Regions from separate parts of the Homo sapiens genome. Here region 2 is linked to region 1. Evidence: read pairs that join two places in POLR2A ChIA-PET (ENCODE). Cell type or tissue: OCI-LY7. All regions are shown on one strand. Links, peaks and the distances in the headings refer to the core of each region. The heading gives the core; the rest is flanking DNA.

Region 1 (16,038 bases), core at 3,635-11,634:
CCAACACACCAGCATTATCCAGAGGCCTCGGGTTACATCGAGGCTCACTCGGGCAGTGCCTTCTGTGGGTTTGCACGAATGTTTAATGCCCTGTATCCGCCTTACAGTATCATACAGACTAGGGCCGCTGCCCTGAAATCCCCTCCAGCTAGTCATCCCTCCGCTCCCCACTAGCTCCTGACAGCCACCAATGTTTTTACTGTCTCCATAGTTTTACCTTTCTAGAAAGTCATCTAGTTGGAATCAGGCAGTATGCAGCCTTTTCCGATTGGCTTGTTTTACTTAGTAATCTGCATTTAAGGTTCTTCTGTGTCTTTTCATGGCTTGATAACTCATTTCTTTTTAGCTCTGAATAATAAATATTCCATTGTCTGAATGTACCCTAGTTTGTTTATTCATTCACCTCCTGAAAGGCATCTTGGTTGTTTCCAAGTTTTGGCAATGACAGATAAAACTGCTATAAACACCCGTGTGCAGATTTTGGGTGAACATAAGTTTTCAAATCATTTAGGTAAATACCAAGGAACATTGGTTGCTGCATCATATTCTAAGAGTGTTTAGTTTTGTAAGAAACGGCCCAACTGTCTTCCAAAGTGGCTGTACCATCTTGCGGTCCCACCAGCAATGAATGGGAGTTCCTGTGACTCCACAGCTCATTACATTTAAACATGTCTTTAAAGTCCGGAATTTAAGTTCAGAAGGTAGCATCATGCCCTCATGTTATGCAGCTCCTGCCTCCTAAAGCCGTGGTAACTTTAAAACATGGCTCTGGCCGGGCGCGGTGGTTCACGCCTGTAATCCCAGCACTTTGGGAGGCCGAGGTGGGCGGATCATGAGGTCAAGTGATCGAGACCATCCTGGCCAACATAGTGAAACCCCATCTTTACTAAACACACAAAAATTAGCTGGGTGTGGTGGCGCCCACCTGTGGTCCCAGCTTCTCAGTAAGCTGAGGCAGGAGAATTGCTTGAACCCGGGAGGCGGAGGTTGCAGTGAGCCAAGATCACGCCACTGCACTCCACCCTGGCGACGGAGCAAGACTCCGTCTCAAAAACAGAAACAAACACAAAAAACATGGCTCCAATGTTCTTTGACATTCCTCCCCTCAAGAACTGGTGTCTGTGTCCTTCCTTGGGCTCCTTGACTGCTTGGCCAATAGAATATGGCAGAAATGACACCTGCCAGTCCTGGGTGCAGGCCCTAAGGAACTGGTGGCTTCTGTTTCCTGTCTCTTGGGCCCCAGCTGCCATGCTGTAAGGAAGTCCAAGAGCTGGTGCAGGGGCCACGTGGCAGAGCCGACAGACCCGCCCTAGAGTGAGCAAGTGCACCTCCGGATCCTCCAGACTCCAGTCATTTCCAGCTTTCACATTGCCCTGGCTGCAGTGGGGAGCAGACGAGCTGTTTCCACTGTGCCTTTCTGAATTCCAGACCCGCAGGATCTGGGAACTTGACAGAATGCTTGCTGAATCAAGCCAACTTCGGGCAGGGGTGGGTGCATAGGGTTTGTGGGCTGAACCATGGCAGGAACAGGCAGAGACTGGGGACTGCAGAGGCCTGCACAGCAGGTGGCCCCGGGGACCCCTGGGGAAGGATTCATAAAGGGAAGCTGTAGACAGATTTCCCCATGACGGGGCTGGAGGGCTGGGCTGGGAGGCGCTTTCTTCTCTCTGGATGCTGTGGTCTGGGGAGGCAGCGCTTTCCTGCACCCTCAGGCCTGCCCAATTCTGAGAGCTTCTCACTTTCCTGGACCATTGTCCTCTGAGTCACAACTGCCTGTCCAGGGCAAGAAGCCAAGGGTGCCTTCACTGGGTCACCCACAAACATAAAATATGCACATACACGTACACAAAAGCGACACCGCATCCCAGCCCTCTGCTTGGAAATAGCCACCTTTGGCTTTTATATCTGATTCCAATGGTGCTGTTCTTTGCCAAGAACATTTAGGGGGACCTTATTTTGGGATTTCCTTCTGGAATTTCCTTGGCCAGCCAAAAAAGTATAATTCTATATCATATCTTGTTTGGGACCCAAATCTTCATGCTCAGGAGAAACCACATCATTTCTGAGACTGGCCCCAATCACTTGTAACTGAAGAAGCACGGTGCCCCTTGAAGGCAAGTTTGGCTGTTCGAGTCACACACAGGCTTCCATTGATGCATCTGCAGGCAACACTCACTCTCAGCCACCAGGAAAGGAAACCCCATCTGGCCCTGAGGGTCAATCAACCAAGGGGACTGATTGACGGCAGCTAAGAAGCCCAGAGACAGTGAGCATGTGGCTGTGCTGGGTGTGGGTGCCTGTCGGCTCGCGGGGGGGCTTTGTCACCCCTCAGCTGCCGCCAGGGCTGGGACACATAGATTTGGCTCACCCGAGCCAGTCCCTGGCATGGAAGTTGGGTTTCCTCCATTACTGTGGCCACTCAGGGTCTATCCCTGGAGCTGGGGTAGGGTTGCTCCTTCCCCATACATTCAGCAGTTACACAAAAACAACTGTGACCTGCAAGGCACAGAGAGCCACACGCTTGGCCGCAGCTGTCCTGCTGGCGTTTCAAAGCCCGCATTTCGACAGATCTGCGTGCACACCAAGAGCCTTCTGCCCACTCAGGGAGCCTCCCCCGGGCTCTGTGCCCCAGCCCCTTCCCGCCCTGTAACAGTGTCCCTGAGGCACTGGGAGGGGAGCAGGTGCAGTGATGAGCGAGGAGGAGACAGTATTTCTGGGACGGGAACTGGTGCATCGGTGGTCACAGGCTCCCTGGAGCCGCCATCCCACAAGGATGGGGGTCACCATGCAGGCTGCTTGCCAGCCATATCCACACCTAACGCACACGGCGGTCTGAACTGAGGGGTCTGCACATGCGACAGTGAATGTGGTCTCAGAGATCTCGGGCTCTCCTGCTGTCAGGGCCCTGGCTGGGAACTTCAGTGTCCTGGAGCCTGCCATGCCGAGGACATCCTCGGTCCCTGCTACCAGGGCAACCCCTGGCCCACCCTGTGGCTGTGCAATGTGCTCTGTTATAAGGCATGAGATCTCTTTCAGCTCTGCTGTTACACTGTGGATGGAGCCTCTTACTTCCTGCCAATTCCTGTGCAGGGCCTGGCCACTGCAGCTGTGTGTGTGTCTGTAGCTGTGTTGTCTCCATGTGTTTGTGCGTGTATCTGTGTGTGTGTCTGTATCTGTGTGTGTATCTGTGTGTGTCTGTGCGTATATCTGTGTTTGTATATCTGTATATGTGTATCTGCGTGTGTGTCTGTGCATGTATCTGTGTGTGTGTCTGTATGTGTCTATGTATCTGTGTATCTCTGTGTCTGCGTATCTGTGTGTCTGTGTATCTCTGTGTGTAGATCTCTGTATCTGTGTGTATCTGTGCATGTGTGTATCTGTGTGTCTGTATCTGTGTGCCTGTGTATATCTGTGTCTGTGTATCTCTGTGTGTGTCCGTGTGTGTATCTGTGTGTGTCTCTGTATCTCTGTATCTGTATGTATCTCTGTATCTGTATCTGTGTGTCTGTACCTGTGTCTGTGTATCTGTGTCTGAGTATCTGTATATATTTGTGTGTGTCTGTGTATCTGTGTCTGTGTGTATATCTGTGTATCTGTGTGTATCTCTGTGCCTGTGTGTGTGTCTCTGTGTATCTGTGCATGTGTCTGTGTGTATCTGTGTATGTGTGTCTGTGTATCTGCATGTGTCCTTGTGTGTCATCTGTGTATCTGTGTCCTGTATCTGTGTGTCTGTGTATTGCTGTGTCTCTGTGTGTGTCTCTGTGTATGTGTATCTGTGTATCTGTGTCTGTGTATATCGTGTCTATCTCTGTATCTGTGTGTGTGTCTGTGTGTATCTGTGTGTGTCTGTGTATCTGTGTGTGTCTGTGTATCTCGTGTGTGTGTCTGTGCTGCAGGAGGGGCTGTCGGCAAGTGTAACCTTGGCGTCCTAGCTGGAGGGCCTCTCAGTGCCCGCTGGGAGAGCTCTGAAGGGAACAGAATGTTCACTGAGCATTTCCCCGTTCTTGTTCATAGGGAAAAGCCTGTCCGCAGTCCTGGGCCGCCTCTTTAGAGGTAAAGCTGGAAACTATCCCCGCGGAGAGCGCTGTCGGGGACGCCGGGGCGGCGTGGCCTTAGACGGAGCTGCTCTCAGCCCGCGCCGCCGGGGGCTGGGGAGCTGAGGGGCCGGGGGTGCGGAGCGGGCGAGCTGTGGGCGGGGCCATGTGGGCAGCTTTGTGGGCGTGGCCGGGAGGGGCGTGCTACGGGCGTGGCCGCACTGTGGGCGGGGCCGAGTGGGGAGTGCTGTGGGCGGGGCCGGGCCGGGGGCGTGCCTGGGTGGGGGACCCGCTGCGGGAGCGCCGAGCTCCCTCTGAGTTCTTACTTCGAAGGCTGTGCTCCGCTCACCATCCAGAGCGGAGGTGCGGACCTTAAACTCACTCCTGGAGAAAGATCTGCAAGTGCGCAGGTAAAGTGCACGTGCTCCGCGGTCGGGAGGAAGGAGGCGAGGAGCCAGACTAGCCTGGGAACAGGCAGGGAGGGTTTACACAGCCCCGGCTGAGTCGCGGCTTAGGAAGCAAGGCAAGTTCCCCTAAAGGTTAGTGTGCACAGACGGGTGCGACGGAGCCGACCTAGCGCGGCTGAGTCCGCCTGGGCCTGCAGCAGCTGCCCCCTGAGCACCCCCTCCGGCTCTCTGCCAGGCGACCCAGGAAAAAGTCGCCCCCTGGTGGGCCATGAGGTCATGGGTGGGGGGAGTTTGGAAAGGTTCAGACAGCAAATGTTCCACTTGAACTCCAGGGCAGCATCTGGCACTGCGGGGCCTCCTAGCCATGAGCCGTGGTCAGGCGTTTCCTTAGAATGGAATGCACTGGAGTGAAAACACTAAATCCCTCAAAGCTGCTTCTCTTTACTGTGGTCACACACAGTGAAATCAATGGGCATTAGTGCAGCTAGCTCTTTTCAAGGACACAATGTTAAGCACAGGAAGCCTGGTATGTGGACGCTCTGGGTTTGCAGAACCAGGCAGGGGCCAGGGGCTCAGGACAAGTGCCCGGTGCTCCCTTCCCATTGGGCGAATCAGAGCCTGGGGCCCGGCGGTGAAGCTCCCCAGGTGACTCTAATGTGCAGTGCACTTTGAGGAGCACTACTTAGACCAATGTGACAGTCTACAATGTGTAGATTTAGGGTGAGTGATTCTGAGGAAAAGAAACCCGAGGCTGTTAGCAGTTGTGGGCAGCTGCTGTCTACCTAAACCAGCTGCGGTTTGCTTGCTTGGTGAGCCTGAGCTTCGCGGGGCGGGCATGGCATCTGCCATCCAGGACCCTGGGACGGGGCCTGCCAGGGCAAGGAGCTGAGCATTGAACGCATCTGGGGATAACTATCTCTCATAGAAGAACTAATGAGGATTGAACCTGAACACAGAGATGAAAGAGCTGAGTAGACTGCAAAGAATTGCACAAAAACTGCTTGTTCTGCAAATTTAGTTTACAACAATTTGAGTGCAGTTCACATTGGTGTAATGTGATTTAGGATCATAAGTCCCTAAAGTTTCATTACACTGATGAAAAGCAAATGCCTATACTGTTCTTGTTTTATGAGAAGAACGCAACCTCCAGCCCCTGGAGCAGCTGAGATCTGAGGATATCAGGAATACCAGGAATGGGGAGGTCCTGGCTGTCCCTGGAAACCCAGCGGCATGACACCTGTGTCACCTGGGTCCCCGTTTCTATGCTGGAGTGGCAGGCAGCAAGGAAATATTTTGAGTTTGAGGCCATATGCATTTTGGAAAGATCACTGTGGCTGGGGGGTTGGGAGCAGCTGGGGAGTTGAAGAAAGCCACTGCCAAGGCCTTCCCACTGAGTGTGGTTGCCAGGCCGGGGCAGGGAAGCACTGGTGAGCTGCAGGGGGGATTCCCAGTTGGTGATGGGTGATGGATGGTGGGATCAGTGGGCCCCTGGGAAAGGCCAGGTGTGGCTTCAGCACTCTGGGAGTTTTGGGTACCTTTATGTCTAGGGACACAAAGAGGTAGATGGACACAGTGGTTTGAGCTGCAGAAGAGAGTTGGGCGGCCACCTGTCCACAGGTGAGGATGAGGTTTCTTGGGAGAGTAGAGAGAAAGGGGAGGCTTTTAACTGTTAGTAGTGGAAAGATGGCTTGCAATGGAGATAAAGGCTACCACAGAGGGGAGGAAAGCCCAGAGCCTGGAGGCCAGGGGGCAGGATCTGGGGCAGGGGCTGACCCAGTGTGGCATTCTCCATATGCTGGAAATGTGAGAAGAGACTCCACAAGCCGGAGCTCCCTCAGCTCCTTGGGGCCGCTGGCTCTACCAGCTCACTCGCTGGTTGTTGGGTTTCCGCAGTTTCCATTTGGGGTTCTGTCACTGACCTGCAGGCAGCCGGCTTGTCGCGGGCTGTGGCTCTTGCGCCGGCCACCCGCGGGACCCGCGCAGTTTCGGCGGAGCGCGGCGGGGTCCGTGTGGGTCCGACCCGTGGGGAGGTGTGGCTGGCGCGCCTGTGCTCTCGGCCCGGCCACCCACTGAGGCGCCAGGAGGCGCATTCCGCAGGGCGGCGGGGAGCAGGTCCGGTGTTTCGAGGAGCATGGGACACAGTTTCCAAGCTGGCCTGCAGGATGGGCGAAGGGACACCGAACTACAGCGGCACAGCGCCGGGCCAAACTGCCCGCAGCTGGGGTAGCAGAGGAGGCTTGCGGCAGCGGCGCCGCGGGGAGGGGTCCTGGCCCCGGGCTGGGAGCGGGGCTGGGCGGCCGCGTGCCCGGCTGCGCGTTTGCTGGCGCTGCTCGTTTCTCCCCGAGAGGTGCGCCTGGCCTGCCGCGGGGCCGCCAGTCCCGGGGGGCCCTGCGAACGCGGCCCTCGGCAGAGCCCACCCGCGGCCTCCCGAGGCCCTCTCCCGGGCCCCGCCCCTCCTCCCAGGCTGGAAGGAGGCGTACTCTTTCAAACAAGAACAGAAAACGGATGGAAAGCCACGATGTTTGGCTTAACGTTCTAGAAGCTTTTAACCAAGTTCACATGTTGAAAAATCCACCTGAAGGGATATACGGTCACACTCGCGGTCTCGGTCCAGGCCCGAAGTGGGGTGGGGGCACCGCACCCTACACTGCCCTCAGCGGGACACCCCTGTCTCAGCCCAGGACCGGCTGAGGAGGAGGCTGACCCCTGGACGGGCTTCTTCAGGCCTTCTTGGCCGCAGGGCTTCTCCTGCCCCCTCCCTGGGATCCGGGAACTAGAAGGAATGCTTCAAATGCAACGGTCACAGCATCGCTCCTGCGGACACCGCCAGGCTCCCGAGACACGGCTACGCCTCCGGCTCACAGTCACGCCCGACACAGACAGACCACCTCCAACGAAAAGCCACGCCCCCGGAGACACGACCACACCTCGGAGACAGGCCATGCCCCCGGAGACACTACCAAGCCCCAGAGACACGACCACGCCCCAGGAGACACAACCACGCCCCGGAGACAAGCCATGCCCCCAGAGACACGGCCACGCCTTGGAGACAAGCCACGCCCCCGAGACCAGCCACCTCCCGGAGACACGACCACGCCCCGGAGACAAGCTACGCCCCCGGAGACACATTGACGCCTTTGCAGACGCAGCCAGGCCCCCGGAGAGAAGGGCCGTGCTCCGAGAGACACAGCCATGCCCTGTGGACCCAGCCAGGCCCCTGCAAGCATAGCCAGGGGCGGTTTCTCGCTCAGAGGGACGCCTTGGGGCTGAGCAGCGCATTAGGGACGATTTGGGGCCAAGCAGCGCTTTGTGGGGAGGGGAGCGTTCAGTGACGGGTGTTTTCTCTGGATGTTAGACACTGTCCACCAGAGGGGAGTTGGCTGCAGAGGGACTGCCTTTCAACAGCCAAATTTTCACCTCAGCGCCTAAACCTGGTGCTTCTCGTTCCTTGCCGGTATTATGTCAGATATTTAAAGAACTCGAAGAACAATGTTCTTTTTTTTTTTTTTTTGAGACAGTTTCGTTCTTGTTGTCCAGGCTGGAGTGCAATGGCGCCATCTCGGCTCACCGTCACCTCCACCTCCCTGGTTCAAGCGGTTCTCCTGCCTCAGCCTCCCGAGTAGCTGGGATTACAGGCACGCGCCACCACGCCCGGCTAATTTTTGTATTTTTAGTAGAGACGGGGTTTCTCCATGTTGGTCAGCCTGGTCACGAACTCCTGACCTCAAGTGATCCGTCCGCCTTGGTCTTTCAAATTGCTGGGATTACAGGTGTGAGCCACCGCGCCCGGCCACAATGTTCTTAAGATTTACGAAGAAGCTGTTTTCCACACGCTGTTGATCGCCGCCACTGTGAAGTCGGCGTGCGGCGCCTGCTGCCGGCTGTCGTTTCACAGGGGCGGGGTGGGAGGGCCGCGGTCCCCCGGGCGCACCCGGGCGGGGAGTGCGCAGGGCGGCCTGGCTGGGCCACTCCTGCCCTCCCGCCGGGCGCCAACCGGGGATCCGCCAGCTCGAGCTCTGCTCCGAGTCCCGCAGACCCACCATGCCCGGAGCACTCAGCCGTGCGGCCACGGGCGTGCCAGTACCAGCGGGAAAGGCCGGGGCTGCCTGGACCTGGGCAGGAGGCGGTGACCCGGCCTAGCTTGAGCGCCGGCAGCACCGCTCTCTTGGCTGCTGCTCATTCACACCCGCAGGCCTGGAGCCTTTTCTTGGGCCGAGCAGGTGACCCAGGCTCCTGTACGCAGTGGAGAAGGGCCCAGGCGTGGAACGCCGTCCCCTTCCCGGCAGGGCAGGTGTCAGGACCACGCCCGGCGCCGCGCCCTGGCCTCTGTCGGTCCTGGCACCGGTGCCGTCGCCCCACTCCGCCCTGGGCACGGCTGCGGGAGGCGGGGCTCGGGCAGGCTTGGTGAGCGTCTGGCGCGCTCTGAAGGCCACGGCACGGCGGGGCGTTGAGGGCCTCGGAGAGAACGGTGCTGGCAGCAGGGGCGGCAGGAGGGGCCCGGGCCCACCCCCACCTCGCAGGGCCCGAGTTCGGGGGCACGGTTGCAGGCAGAAAGAGCGCAGAGCCGGAGAGAGGGCCGGCAGTAGCCCACACGAACGATTTGGGGTTGAGTGTGAGGACTGGAAGGTTCCACCGACTCTGAACCATCTATTTTTTTTTTCTAAAAATAAGCCACAACTATCTATTTTTTCTTTCTAAAATTTGGTGACTTCGGTGTGAGTCTTGCTTGGAAGGAGGGTCCTGGGCGCCATCGCGGGGAGGACCTGGAGGGGTGGGTTGGGGCTGTGGCATACTCCGCCCTGTGCCGCCGGCTTACAGCTCCCCTACCCCTCTCCCGCCAGCTGCAGGTGTCCCTACGGGCGGGAGCTCTGCCCAGGGTGGCCCTGCCCTAGGCAAGTCAAGCGCATGGGGCCCAATAAAGCAAAGCCAGGCTGAAGCTGTGGTTCCCGTGAGAGTGCAGCCACGGGCTGGGGTGAAGGGAGGGTCACCCCAGAGGACGGGCTGTGTGCTAGTGTGTTGGGGTCCCCCAGAGGTAGGCTGTGTGCTAGGGTGTTGGGGTCCCCTAGGAGACAGGCTGTGTGCTAGGGTGTTGGGGTCCCCTAAGGGACAGGCTGTGGGATTGGAGTGCTCCATCATCTGCATGAGAGGCGATGACCAGGTGGGACTAGGAGGAGTTAGGATGTGTTTGGAAGAACTGGATGAGGAATGTGTGAGAAAGAGGGAGAGTTCTGGGTGAGCAGAGGCCTCTGTCTCCCAGGGAAGAGGCAGGAAGTGAGGTGGAACGAGAGCCCCTACTCAACCCCGGACAACCACTAACCTGTTCCCCATTGATATAACTTTGCCGTTTCAAGAATGTTGTAGTCATGGAATCAGAGTAAATAGTCTGTTGGAACTTGCTTTTTTTCACTGAGGATTTTCACTCTGGATTCCTCTACGTTGCTGTGTATGAATTGTCTGTTCCTTTTGATTGTGGCGTGGTCTTCCCGGCATGCATGCACCGCAGCCTATTTCACACTCCCCTACGGACAGACGGCTGCGTGGCTTCCAATTTTTCATATAGCTTCTATGACCATTTGCGTGTAGGGTTTTGTGTGAATGAAAGTTTCATTTCTCTGGGATTAATGTCCAGGAGTGCAATTGTTGGCTGGTAGTTGCAATTTTAGTTTTTTTTTAAAAACTGTCAAACTGCTTTCCAGAGTGGCTGTACAATTTTACATTCCCATTGGTGATGCAGGAGTGAACCACCCTCTCGAGTCCTAGGCAGCTGGCGGTGTTGTCTCTGTTTTCTTTTTTCTTTCTTTCTTTTTTTTTTTTTGAGACGGTGTTTTGCTCTTGTCGCCCAGGCTGGAGTGCAGTGGCTCACTGCAACTTCCACCTCCTGGTTTCAAGTGATTCTCCTGCCTCAGTCTCCTCGGTAGCTGGGATTACAGGCGCCCGCCACCACACCTGGCTAATTTTTGTATTTTTAGTAGAGGCGAGGTTACACCATGTTGGTCAGGCTGGTTTCGAACTCCTGACCTCAGGTGATCTGCCTGCCTCGGCTTCCAGGTGTGAGCCACTGCGCCTGGCCTGTTTTCTATCTCAGCCTTTCTGATAGGTGTGCAGTGATAGCTCATAGTTTTAATTTGCATTTCCCTAATGGCTCACGATCTTGAATGTCTTCTCACGTGCTTAGTTGCCGTGTGCATATCCTCCTTAGTGAAATCTTTGCCCATTTTACTTTTTTTTTTGTTTACTTTTGAATTTTGAAAATTGTTTAGGAGTGGTGAGAGGGAACATTCTTGCCTTGTCTTCCTGAGAAAGCTTCAGGTTTCTCACCATTAGGCGTAATGTTAGCTCTATGTCTTTTGCAGATGTTCTTTAATAGGTCTGAGGAAGTTCCTCTCTATTCCTAGTTTTCTTAGAGTTTTTGTTTTATCATGCATAGGTGTTGGATTTTGTTAAATGCTTTTTCTGCATCAATTGATATCACCATGTGATTTTTCTTCTTTAGCTTTTAATATGGTAGATTACATTGCTTGATATTTTTCACAGTTCTATTGAGATTATAATTAAATACCATATAATTCACCCATTTAAAGTGTACAAATTCATACCTGTAATCCCAGGACTTTGGGAGGCTAAGGTGAGAGGATCACTTGATCCCAGGAGTTTGAGACCAGACTGGGCACCATAGTAAGACCCCATCTCTACTAAAAATAAAAAATTAGCTGAGTGTGGTGGTGTGTGCCTGTGGTCCCAGCTACTTGGGGGCTGAGGTGGGAGGATCACTGAGCCTGGGAGGACAAGACTGCAGTGAGGCGTGATTGCACCACTGCACTCCAGCCTGGTTTACAGAGAGAGACCCTGTTTCAAAAAAAATGTACAATTTAATGTTTTTTTTCAGTATATTCACTGAGTTGTGTGACCATCACCATGATCAATTTTAGAGCATTTTTATTAACCCAAGTGAAACTCCACATTCATTAGCATTTGTTCTTCATTTCCCTCCAACCCTATCCCCTCCCCTAGCCATAAGCAGCAACTAATTTATTTTATTTTATTTCCCTATGGATTTACCTGTTCTGAAGATTTTATATATACATGGAGTCAGGCAATATGTGGCCTTTTGTGACTAGCTTCTTTCACTGAGCATGTTTCCAAAGGTTATTCATGTTTTAGCATGTGTCAGACACCATTCATTTTTATTGTCAAATAATCCACTGTGTGTATATACCACATTTTATTTATTTAGTAATGGACATTTGGGTTGTTTGTACTTTTGTTTTTTTGAGATGGAGTCTTGCTCTGTCACCCAGACTGGAATGCAGTGGCACGATCTCAGCTCACTCCAACCTCCGCCTCCTGGATTTAAATGATTCTCCTGCTTCAGCCTCCCAAGTAGCTGGGGTTACAGGTGCCCATCACCATGCCTGGCTAATTTCTGTATTTTTAGTAGAGACGAGGTTTCGCCGTGTTGGCCAGGCTGGTCTCAAACTCCTGACCTCAAGTGATCCTCCTGCCTCAGCCTCCCAAAGTGCTGGGATTACAGATGTGAGCCACCGTGCAGGGCCGGGTGCTTTCCACTTTTAGGGTATTATGACTAATGATCCTATTAATGTTATTGTACACATTTTTGTGTGGACATATGTTTTCATTTCTCATGGGCATATTCCTACAAGTGGAATTGCTAGGTCATATGGTAGCTCCATGTTCAACATTGATTGATTTTTGAACATTGAACCAGCCTTGCATTCCTGGAACAAACCCTACTTAGTTATGTGTGTAGCTCTTTTGATATATTACTGAATTCCCTTTGCTAATATTTTGTTAAAGATTTTTGCACCATATTCATAAGAGATATTGGCCTGTAGTATTTTTTCTTTGTACTGTATCTGATTTTGGTATCAGGGTAATATTGTCTTCATAAAACTCACTGATGAGGTATACCTCATTTTCTATTTTCTGGAAGAGATTGTATAGAATTGGTGTTAAATGTTTGGTAGAATTCTCTAGTGAAACCATCTGACCCTAGAGATTTCTTCTGTAAAAATTCAAATTTAATTTACTTAATAGAAATTACAGAGCTATTGACATTACCCATTTTATATTGGGTGAGTTATAGTAATTTGTGCTTTTTGAGGAATCACTAAGTTTTCCAAGTTATGTATGTAAAGTTGTAAAATGGCAATCTGATATACCACTATTATTCTTTGATGTCTTCAGGGTCTGTAATGGTATTTCCTGTTTCACTCCTGACATTAATAACTGTCATTCTGTTTTTTTTCTTTGCCAGTCTTGCTAGAGGATTGTTAATTCCATTGATATTTTCAAAGAAGTAGCTCTTGGTTTCATTGATTTTTTTCTACTGTTTTTGTTGATTTGTTTTCTATTTCACTGATTTTTAATCTCAGCTTCATTATTTCTCATTTCTGCTTGCTTTGGGTTTATTTTCCTCTTCTTTTTCTAGGTTCTTGAGATGAGAGCTTATATTATTTTTGAGACTTGCTCTCCTTTTGATACCAGCATTTATGCTGTAAATTTCCTCCCATCACTGATTTAGCTGTGTTCTGTCAATTTTGATATGTTATATTTTCACTTTCATTCAGTTCAATATAATTCTGATTTCCCTTGAGACTTTCTTTTTGAATCCTGGATTATTTGGAAGTATGTTTAATTTCTAAGTGTGCAGATTTTCCTCCTCTCTTTTTGTTACTTATTTCTGATTCGATTGCATTGTGGCTACAGAATACTCTGTGTGATTTCAATTCTTTTAAATTTGTTGAGGTTTGGTTTATGGTCCAAAGTGTAGTCTATCTTGGTGTATGTTCTGTAGGCACTTTGTAAGAATATTCTGCTGTTGTTGGATGGAGTGTTCCATAAATATTGATTATATTCTATTGGTTGATGGTGTTGTTCAGTTCTTCTATAACTGCACTGATTTTCTGTCTAGTTCTATTAATTGCTGAGAGATAAATGTTTAAGTCTCTAACTATAAAACTATACTATAAATGTGTCTTTCTCCTTTTAGTTCTATTAGTTTTTGTGTTAGATATTTTGCAGCTCTGTTGTTTTGTGCATATGTGTTTAGGATTTCTATGTCTTCTTGGTAAAGTGACCTTTTTATCACTACAAGATGTCTCTCTCTGTGCCTGGTAATTTTCTTTGCCTTGAAGTTTAGCATATATTACGTGAATATAACCGCTCCTACTTTCTTTGGATTGATGCTTGAATGATATATCTTTTTCCATCCTTTTACTTGCACCCTACCTATATTGTTATTTAATTTTATTTTTCAACTTTTATTTTAGATTTGGGGCTACATGTGCAGGTTGTTACAAAGGCATGTTGTGTGACACTGAGGTTTGGTGTACCACTGAACCTGTCACCCAGGTAGTGAGCACAGTCCTCAATAAGTAGTTTTTCAAGCCTTGACCTCCACCCTCTTTCCCTGCTCCAGTAGTCCCCAGTGTCTGTTGTTCCCATCTTTATGTCCATGTGAACCCATATACTGTTATTTTAGAAGTAAATTTCTTATAGACCTTGCATAGTTGAGTCATATTTTTAAATTCACTCTGCCAATCCGTCTTTTAGTTGATGTATTCAGACCATTTACATGTAATGCATTTTTTTCTGATATGTTAGGGCTATGGGTAAATTGAACATTTTTTTTAGAATTCCATTTTGATTTGTTGTTGCGGGAAGTCAGGGACCCCGAATGGAGGGACCAGCTGAAGCCATGGTAGAAGAACATAAATTGTGAAGATTTCATGGACATTTATTAGTTCCCCAAATTAATACTTTTATAATTTCTTACACCTGTCTTTACTGCAATCTCTTTACATAAATTGTGAAGATTTCATGGACACTTATCACTTCCCCAGTCAATACCCTTGTGATTTCCTATGCCTGTCTTTAATCTCTTAATCTCATCATCTTTGTAAGCTGAGGATGAATGTCACCTCAGGACCCTGTGATGATTGCGTTAACTGCCCAAATTGTTTAAACAATATGAAATCTGGGCACCTTGAAAAAAGAACAGGATAACAGCAATGTTCAGGGAGCAAAGGAGATAACCTTAAAGTCTGGTGGCCTGTGGGCCGGGAGGAACAGAGCCATATTTCTCTTCTTTCAAAAGCAAATAGGAGAAATATCGCTGAATTCTTTTTCTCAGCAAGGAACATCCCTGAGAAAGAGAATGTGTCCCTAAGGGGAGGCCTCTGGAATGGCCACTTTGGGGACGTCTGTCTTTTACGGTTGTCGATGAGGGATGAAATAAGCCCTGGTCTCCCGTAGTGCTCCCAGGCTTATTAGGATGAGGAAATTCCCACCTAATAAATTTTGGTCAGACCGATTGTCTGCTCTCAAACCCTGTCTCCTGATTAAGATGTCATCAAAGACAACATGTGCCTGAAACTTCATTAGCAATTTTAATTTTGCCCTGGTCCTGTGATCTCGCCCTGCCTCCATTTCCCTTGTGATATTTTATTACCTTGTGAAGCATGTGATCTCTGTGACCCACACCCTATTCATGTACTCCCTCCCCTTTTGAAAATCACTAATAAAAACTTGCTGGTTTTACGGCTCAGGGGGCATCACGGAACCTACCGACATGTGATGTCTCCCCTGGATGCCCAGCTTTAAAATTTCTCTCTTTTGTACTATTTCCCTTTATTTCTCAGACCAGCCGACACTTAGGGAAAATAGAAAAGAACCTACATGAAATATCGGGGGTGAATTTCCCCCGATAATTTATCCATAATGTTTCTTGGTGTATCTCTTTTAAAGTCATTGTTCTAGGTATTAAAGTATATATACATGTTACTTGTCACAGTCTACTGATGCCATCATTTTATCAGTTTGAGTAAAATCAAGAAAACGTACCTCCTTTTACATCCTTTACCTCTCTCATTTGTTATAGAATTGTCTTGATGATTCCCTCTGCATACATTAATAAACACATCAAGGAGTGTTAAAATTTTTGCTTCAAACATTCAACAGAATTTAGGAAAATCAAGAGGAGAGGGAAAACATATTTACCTACGTATAAATGTTATTCAATAGCATGCTATCAACAGTAGATGACAGAATTATTTCCATTAAGCACTTGCATTCTCTGAATGAAAACAGCACATGATGCATCTGTTAAGAATCTTGCTTGGACTTACCTTTTTTTTTTTCCTTTGAGATGCAGGTTCGCTTTCGCTGCCCAGGCTGGAGTGCAATGGTGCAGTCTCAGCTCACTGCAACCTCTGCCTTCTGGGTTCAAATGATTATCCTGCCTCAGCCTCCCAAGTAGCTAGGATTACAGGTGTCTGCCACCACGCCTGGCTATTTTTTGTATTTTCAATAGAGATGGGGTTTCACTATGTTGGCTAGGCTGGTGGCAAACTCCTGACCTCAGGTGATCCACCCACCTCGGCCTCCCAAAGTGCTGGGATTACAGGTTGTGAGCCACCGTGCCCAGCCTGGACTTACTTTTTATTTTATTATTATTTTTTGAGATAGGGTCTCACTCTGTCACCCAGGCTTGAGTGCAGTGGCACAATCCTGACTCACTGAAGCCTCGACTTTCCTGGCTCAGGTGATTCTCCTACCTCAGCCTCCTGAGTAGCTGG
Region 2 (8,000 bases), core at 1-8,000, 52 kb before region 1:
AATACTTTCCTGTAAAGAGGCATTTCCCTTCATCCTGTAGTTAGTTGTTCAAGGTGCTGTTTGCCTGAGAAAGACAAGATAAAAGCTTGATTCTTTCTTCCATTTACCAGAGAATGAATTGGTTTCCTATTATTTCTTGAAGGTGACCTGTTTTTTTTTTTAATGTTATTATGAACTCATGGCTTGGAACATATGTGATTGTTTTACTCTATTGTTATTATCTTTGTTGAAGCTGAGATTATCCTGTTTCTAGACAGTGGCAGCCTCTTCAGTGTAGCTCCCGAAGTGATTCTGGTAGTCTTCAGTAGCGTCCAGGCAGTCTACACAAGGTGTCCTCGGTTTTTTGTAGGTTGCCACTCTTCACCTGGGGTCTGCCCTGGATTCTTTTGAGTTCATACTGATACTTAAAAATTTTTTCCTTTTATTTATTTTTTATATTTTATTTATGTATTTATTTGTTTAGAGATAGGATCTTGCTCTGTCATCCAGGCTGGAGTGCAGTAGTGCAATTATAGCTCACTGTAGCCTCGAATTCCTGGGCTCAAGTGATCCTCCTGCCTCAGCCTCCTGAGTAGCTAGGAGTACAGACACATGCCACCTTGCCTGGCTAATATGCTGATTCCTTCTACTCAAATTCAAAAGTATGGGGTCTGTACTTCTTCTGTTACATCTGTCTCTCCTTTCTTCCATATCAAATCCTGGTTCCAAGAGTGTTTGATAAAATATCTCATGATTTTTCATTTGCTTTACATAACCACATTTCATACACGACAGACTTAGGATATAATTTCAATACTGCCAACATCAGTATAATTACTGAAATTCTTAAAAATCTTAGAATATGCCCTAATTTTCTCGAATTTATTAAAATAATTATACTGCATCTACAAGAGCATAATAGCTGTTACATACTATACTTTCTTTCAGTCTTCAAGTCTTAGTTTTACTGACTGGTCCTCGTGGGGTCTGAAGTGGACTCTAGTGAATTCCTCATTAGTCCCTGAGATCAGACTTGTCCATGAGAGTTTTTGTCCTTCAAATTTGAAAGGTAGTTTTTCTGGATATTAAAGCCTTGGATCATGTCTTTTTCCTCTGTGAAAGTATGATAATGATAACATCTTTTCCCCTTAGAAGTCACGTGTGTTTTTTCAGTAATTTTACTAGAATATACGTTCGTGTGGCCATTCTCGGTGATGTTCTCGGTTAGTTAGAAGCCGCGTGTGTTTTTTCTGTAATTTCACTAGAATGTCTGTGTGGCCGTTGTTGGTGATGTTCTTGGTTAGGAGCCGTGTGTGTTTTTTTGGTAATTTCACTAGAATGTACGTTCGTGTGGCCATTCTCGGTGATGTTCTTGGTTAGAAGCCGCGTGTGTTTTTTTCGGTGATTTCACTAGAGTATACGTTCATGTGGCTGTTCTCGGTGATATTCTCGGTTAGAAGCTGCGTGTGTTTTTTTGGTAATTTCACTAGAATGTACGTTCGTGTGGCCGTTGTCGGTGATGTTCTCGGTTAAGCCAGTGTGTGTTTTTCGGTAATTTTACTAGAATGTGGGTTCATTCGGCTGTTCTCGGTGATGTTCTCTGTTAGAAGCCGCGTGTTTTTTCAGTAATTTTACTAGAATATACATTCGTGTGGCCGTCCTCAGTGATGTTCTCGGTTAGAAGCCGCGTGTGTTTCTTCGGTAATTTTACTAGAACGTACGTTCATGTGGCCATTCTCGGTGATGTTCTCGGTTAGCAGCCGCGTGCGTTTTTTTCGTGATTTCACTAGAATGTGCATTTGTGCGGCTATTCTCAGTGATGTTCTCGGTTAGGAGCCGTGTGTGTTTTTCGGTAATTTTACTAGAATGTGCGTTTGTGTGGCCGTTCTAGGTGATGTTCTTGGTTAGAAGTCACGTGTGTTTTTTTGGTAATTTTACTAGAATGTGTGTTCGTGTGGCCGTTCTCGGTGATGTTCTCGGTTAGGAGCCGTGTGTGTTTTTTGGTAATTTTACTAGAATGTGCGTTCGTGTGGCTGTTCTTGGTGATGCTCTTGGTTAGAAGTCGCATGTGTTTTTTTGGTAATTTTACTAGAATGTGCGTTCGTGTGGCTGTTCTCGGCGATGTTCTTGGTTAGAAGTCACGTGTGTTTTTTCGGTGATTTTACTAGAATATACATTGGTGTGACCGTTCTTGGTTGGAAGTCGCGTGTGTTTTTTCGGTAATTTTACTAGAACGTGCGTTCATGTGGCCATTCTAAGTGATGTTCTCGGTTAGAAGTTGCATGTATTTTTTCGGTAATTTTACTAGAATGTACGTTCGTGCAGCCGTTCTCGGTGATGTTCTCGGTTAGGAGCCGCGTGTGTTTTTTTGGTAATTTTACTAGAACGTATGTTGGTGTGGCCATTCTCGGTGACGTTCTCGGTTAGGAGCCGCGTGTGTTTTTTTGGTAATGTTACTGGAATGTATGTTGGTGTGGCCGTTCTCGGTGACGTTCTCGGTTAGGAGCCGCATGTGTTTTTTTGGTAATTTTACTAGAATGTATGTTGGTGTGGCCGTTCTCGGTGACGTTCTCGGTTAGGAGCCGCGTGTGTTTTTTTGGTAATTTTACTAGAATGTATGTTGGTGTGGCCATTTTCGGTGATGTTCTCAGGAGCTGCGTGTGTTTTTTCGGTAATTTTACTAGAACACGTGTTCGTGTGGCCATTTTCGGTGATGTTTTCAGTTAGGAGCTGCGTGTATTTTTCGGTAATTTTTCTAGAATGTGCGTTCGTGTGGCCATTCTTGGTGATGTTCTCGGTTAGAAGTCGCGTGTGTTTTTTTGGTAATATTACTAGATTATACGTTCGTGTGGCTGTTCTTGGTGATGTTCTCGGTTAGGAGTCTCGTTTGTTTTTTCGGTAATTTTACTAGAATGTACGTTTGTGCGGCCGTTCTCGGTGATGTTCTCGGTTAGGAGCCGTGTGTGTTTTTTTGGTAATTTTACTAGAATGTATGTTGGTGTGGCCGTTCTCGGTGATGTTTCAGTTAGGAGTTGTGTGTTTTTTCAGTAATTTTACTAGAATATACGTTTGTGTGGCCGTTCTCAGTGATGTTCTCAGTTAGAAGTTGCGTGTGTTTTATCAGTAGTTTTACTAGAATGTACGTTCGTGTGGCCGTTCTCGGTGATGCTCTCGGTTAGAAGCCGCATGTGTTTCTTCGGTAGTTTTACTAGAATGCGCGTTCATGCAGCCGTTCTCGGTGATGTTCTCGGTTAGAAGCCGCATGTGTTTCTTCGGTAGTGTTACTAGAATGTGCGTTCGTGTGGCCGTTCTCGGTTAGCAGCCGCATGTGTTTTTTTGGTGATTTCACCAGAATGTACGTTCATGCGGCCGTTCTCGGTGATGTTCTCGGGTAAGGGGTGCTCCTTTAGTCTGTCGTCCCAAGTCTGTTTTGCAGGACGTTCTCTTGAATTACAGTCTGCAGTGTTTGTTCTGTAGCCTTGCTTAGCAGTCTTTTCTGGGGACACTTGGTAACTCTCCATGCATTGCATAGTTCATGCCTTTTAGAGTTAATGTTGGTTACTTTCTCTTTCAAGTACTTTCTACCTCTGTTTCTTTTTTTAAAATTTCCTCCTTTTTTCCTATTTGTCTTAAGGTAGCATCTGCTGTGTTTATTTGATTTTACACTCTGTTTTAGTCTCCATTGGAATGTAGTTTTATTGTAATTCTGTCTTCAGCTTTATAAAATGTTTTGGTTTTTGTAAGTCTGATTTATGTGGTTCTTTCATGTCTTGTATCATTTTTCTAATTTCACTCAATTTGTTTTGAAATGTTCAGGGTTGATGTGTTTTGTGGGTGTATCTTTCTGGCCTGCTTTTATTGCCTGTGGGGATGTTATTTTGTTCCTTATTCTCACTTTTCTTTTTTTTTTTTTTGGAGACACAGTCTTGCTCTGTCACCCAGGCTGAAGTGCAGTGGTGTGATTCTGACTCACTGCAGCCTCGACCTCCCAGGCTCAAGCCGTCCTTCCCCATCAGCCTCCCGAGAAGCTAGGACTACAGGCTTGTGCTGCCACACTTGGCTAACTTATTTTTATTTTTTGTGGAGATGAGTCTCTCTGTGTTGCCCAATCTTGTCTCAAACTCCTGGGCTCAAGCAGTCCTCCCAGCTGGGCCTCCCAAAGTGTTGAGATCGTTACAGGTGTGAGCCACTGTACCCAGCCTATTCCCTTTTTCTAACAATAACTTTTTATTGTATTTGGTCTTATACTTTTATCTCACTCACTTTTTTTGTGAAATCATTTTTCTTCAACTTTTAGAATGAGGTGTGAGATTCAGAAAAGCTTTGTCACTTTGTCGCCCAGGTTGGAGTATGGTAGCACGATCGTGGCTCACTACAGCCCCAAACTCTGGGCTCAAGCGATCCCCCTTCCTTAGCCTCCTGAGTAACTGGGACTATAGGCCGTGCCCAGCTAATTTTTAAAATTTTATATTTTAAAATATATAATATATAATAAAATATATAGCCTGTTGTCCAGGCCTGTCTTTAACTCCTGAGCTCAAACAAGCTGCCTGCCTCGGCCTCCCGAAGTGCTAAGATTACAGGAGTGTACCACTACATCTGGCCCAGAAAAGCATTTTTAAACTTGAAGCTATTACTTCATGATAGAAATTTAAAGAACAAAGGGTATTTCTAGTCAGCCTTTTCCTAGACGAAAATCTTGTGACCCTTTTTCTCTTCTGTTTCTCTCTCGCTTTATATCTAGTCCACCAGCAAATCCTGTTTTCTCTGCTTTTAAAATATATTCCAAATTCAACCATTTTTCCCTCACTCTAGACATTCTGGGCTAGAGCACCGCGGGGTCTCACCCAGTTTATCATCCTAGCAACCACATACTAGCTGCCTCCCTGTGTTCCTGCTTCCACTCCCCACCTCCTGCGGCCCCCCCAGAATCAGCTCCCAACAGAGCATGCAGAGATAGTATCTTAAAACCAGTCCAAGCCTGTCAACCCTGTAACCGTAAGAGAGGACCTGAGCCCCTGCCCCACGTCCCTCCTTCTTCCCTCCTTCCTCCCCTGCCTCTTTCCCGGCCTCTCAGTGCCATCCTCTGCTAGATCTTCCAGCCTGAAGGAAAACTCTTGTGCCTCTGCTCGCACACCTCTCACACCAGATGTGCGGGTTCTCCACACCAAGCGGTTCTCCAGTTCTCTGGACACGCCAGAAGTTGAGGTGCTCCTCACCTCCAATGCCGCTCACTCCCCAGGTGACCCACAGCTGCCATCTGACTTGGCTGCACACTGGGCATTCCCACAGCCCCTGGTCAGTGTGATGTTCGCTGTAAAGCTTGATCAGGGGAGTGTGGTTGCAGTAGGAAAGTCTGCCCGGGAGTGACCGCACAAAACAAATTGGCCAAGTGGAAGTGTTTTCTGGCCTTCCAGTCCACAGACATGATCTTCAGTGGGGATGAGCTGGGGAAAGAGTGGTCAGTCTGAGATGCTTGTCTTTGAGGCCAGTTCTTTCTGACTTTCTGCTATTCATTAGCTGTTAAATGTGGTTTTAGTTTCACTGTTTCTACTTTGGGTGCTGATCTGGAGTGGTTGCTATGTTTTGTGCTTGCCTGTCCTTCAGGTGCAGAAGGACTCAGGGTAGAATTTGACCGGCAGTGCTCCACAGAGAGGCGCCACGACCCTCTCACAGTCATGGACGGCGTCAACAGGATCGTCTCCGTGCGGTCAGGTAAGGACAGGAGGTTGAGCAGGGCATGATCTACCCACCTGTGTCTCCGTAGACACAACCCTTCACATTTGTAGGACAGAATGCTGCCTTCGTATTCTCATGGAAGTCTTAAGGAAGGGACAATATGCTATTCAGCTGTGAAACACAGTGGGTTTGCTTGCCTCTTTCCCATACTTTTAAATACAGTAATTATCTGTGATGTATGTACCACATCCCTGTCGGATGGGCCCTGCCTCATCAGACAGTTGCAGAAGGTGCTGGAGACGTGTGAGGTGCCAGAGCTCGTGTAAGGTCATGGTTGGCATACTGCAGAGCTTCTTCAAAAGGTTTGTTTCTTACTGGCTGCAGTGAGGGCATGGCCATGTGTGGAGTGACTTCTGTATGTAGGTGGAGGCAGCCACATGTCCGGCTTATCTCTGCTGCTGGGCTCCATGAGGCCAGCTGGGACAGGTCAGGACCGTCTTTGGGTGCTTGTGAAATGGTCTTTTACCAAGTATTTTAGAATTGGCAGTGCAGGGGTGTGTGTATGCACCTTTTAAGACCTCTTTATCCTTCATCTCGAGTGTTTCCTGTAAAGGGCCAGGTAATGCAGCCTCTGTCATAACAACATGCAGACTGGATGCCAGAGAATGGGCGTGGCTGTGTCCCAGGAAAACTTTATTCACACAGTGTTACTTAGTTAAGTAAAGCTTTGCATGAAATGGTATGGTCCCAGTGGGCGTGGGTTTTTCTGGTGCTTTGACAGATGTCTGCCAGTGTAGTTTTCAGTAGTGTTGTTGGATGTGAGTTTTTCTGCATCCAGTGGAAAGCCTTTATGGGCCATCCCTGAGCTGCTGGCAGATGGTCCTTCTGAAGCAGAAATCTGGCAGGGTTCTCTTGGCCTTCTAAGATCCTGTAGATCTTAGGTGTAGTACACCACCGCTCCTGTCCACAGCAGCCAGGCCCTCTGCTCCCTCGAGGGCGGCCTACTCTGGGCCGTGCTGAACCACACACATAGGCCTTTTGTTGGGAGAGCTAGGGTTCTTCCTTCTGCTGCCTGGTCACCTGGTTGTATCAGAGCTTTCCCGGGAAATGTCCCCATGGCCCCTGGCCTGGTGTGTGCTGGACACCTGGAGGCCACTCACTGTATCCTGGCTGGTGGGGTCATTTCCCCACTGGGTGGTGGCTTCTGCCAGGGCAGTGTCTGCCCGCCTGCCGCAGTTTCCTGGGTACCTGGTACAGGGGCTGAATGCGTGTTTGCTGAAGAATGGTATGTATTAAAATGTGAATCCCAAGAGTGTTGTGTCACTGTGCACTTCGGCTTGGGAGAGCTTGGATTGGAGGAACTTGCTCTTCACACGTGACGGAAATCATTCTGCTTTGCGTCTAAGAAGGTTTGTGTTGATTGGATGATGGAGTGAAGCTAACCCCGGGGTGCGCTTTCCTCCCGCAGGCCGAGAGTGGTCCGACTGGTCCAGCGAGCTGCGCATCCCAGGGGATGAGTTAAAGTGGAAGTTCATCAGCGATGGGTCTGTGAATGGCTGGGGCTGGCGCTTCACCGTCTATCCCATCATGCCAGCTGCTGGTAAGGAAGGGGCTTATGGCGATCAAGGTTAGATGACTGGCTGTGGATTGTTTCTGGAGCAACAGGGACACGTGCACATGTCCACGTAGTGCCTGACAGCCTGCCTTCTGCTGTGTTGGAGTGAGTGCTCTCACAGGCCCTGCTGAGGCGTGGAACAGAACACAGATCTGTCCCAGCCATCCAGCTGTCAGGCTCACACTCCTCCTCACCTGGTGTGGAAGGAGTTGTTGCTGGTGCAGTTCTTAGGCTTTTGGTTTACAGTGGAAATGTGAGTGTGAAGAGCGAGTCTCACCGACTCGCAGTGGCATGCGTGGGCACACCAGCTGTTGCCTTCTGGTGGGTGGGGCTGGGTGGAGCCACCCTTGTTCGTTGGCGGCTTCTTATGGGGTGGTACCTAGCTTGTGAAACCCGGGGATGTTTACAGTGTTCATTCACAGGCCCTAAAGAACTCCTCTCTGACCGCTGCGTCCTCTCCTGTCCATCCATGGACTTGGTGACGTGTCTGTTAGACTTCCGACTCAACCTTGCCTCTAACAGAAGCATCGTCCCTCGCCTTGCGGCCTCGCTGGCAGCTTGTGCACAGCTGAGTGCCCTAGGTAAATGCCACCATTACAGTTACATCTGTCTTCCTGCTTGGAAGAAACCATCAGACTTCTGATACTTTCTCTCTGCTCATTTCAGCTGCCAGTCACAGAATGTGGGCCCTTCAGAGACTGAGGAAGCTGCTTACAACTGAATTTGG

Evidence for each region. ChIA-PET counts read pairs that join two places held together with the same protein. Peaks named below come from ENCODE experiments on the same cell type or tissue, not always from the same donor. Only the 100,000 strongest peaks of a DNase experiment are listed, where the experiment ranks them.
Region 2: POLR2A ChIA-PET joins it to region 1 with 5 read pairs; 3 of 35 experiments call an interaction of 5 or more read pairs at or near these places.

The regions. Positions count from the first base shown.
Region 1 is chr15:28,087,630-28,103,667 of GRCh38, reverse strand. It overlaps OCA2 (OCA2 melanosomal transmembrane protein), which reads left to right and starts at 4,353. Exons shown (of 24, transcript NM_000275.3): 1 at 4,353-4,444. RefSeq lists an enhancer at 4,406-5,058. In OCI-LY7, for the core only: a CTCF peak has its summit at 4,709 (motif pointing left); a DNase peak (open chromatin) is centred at 7,487; H3K4me3 peaks cover 1,445 bases.
Region 2 is chr15:28,143,931-28,151,930 of GRCh38, reverse strand. It overlaps HERC2 (HECT and RLD domain containing E3 ubiquitin protein ligase 2), which reads left to right. Exons shown (of 93, transcript NM_004667.6): 71 at 5,587-5,694; 72 at 7,127-7,258; 73 at 7,696-7,854; 74 at 7,940-8,000. Among named protein-coding and RNA genes, the nearest start is that of OCA2, 49 kb to the right of the region's middle. In OCI-LY7, for the core only: no CTCF peak of the experiment used is centred there; no DNase peak of the experiment used is centred there.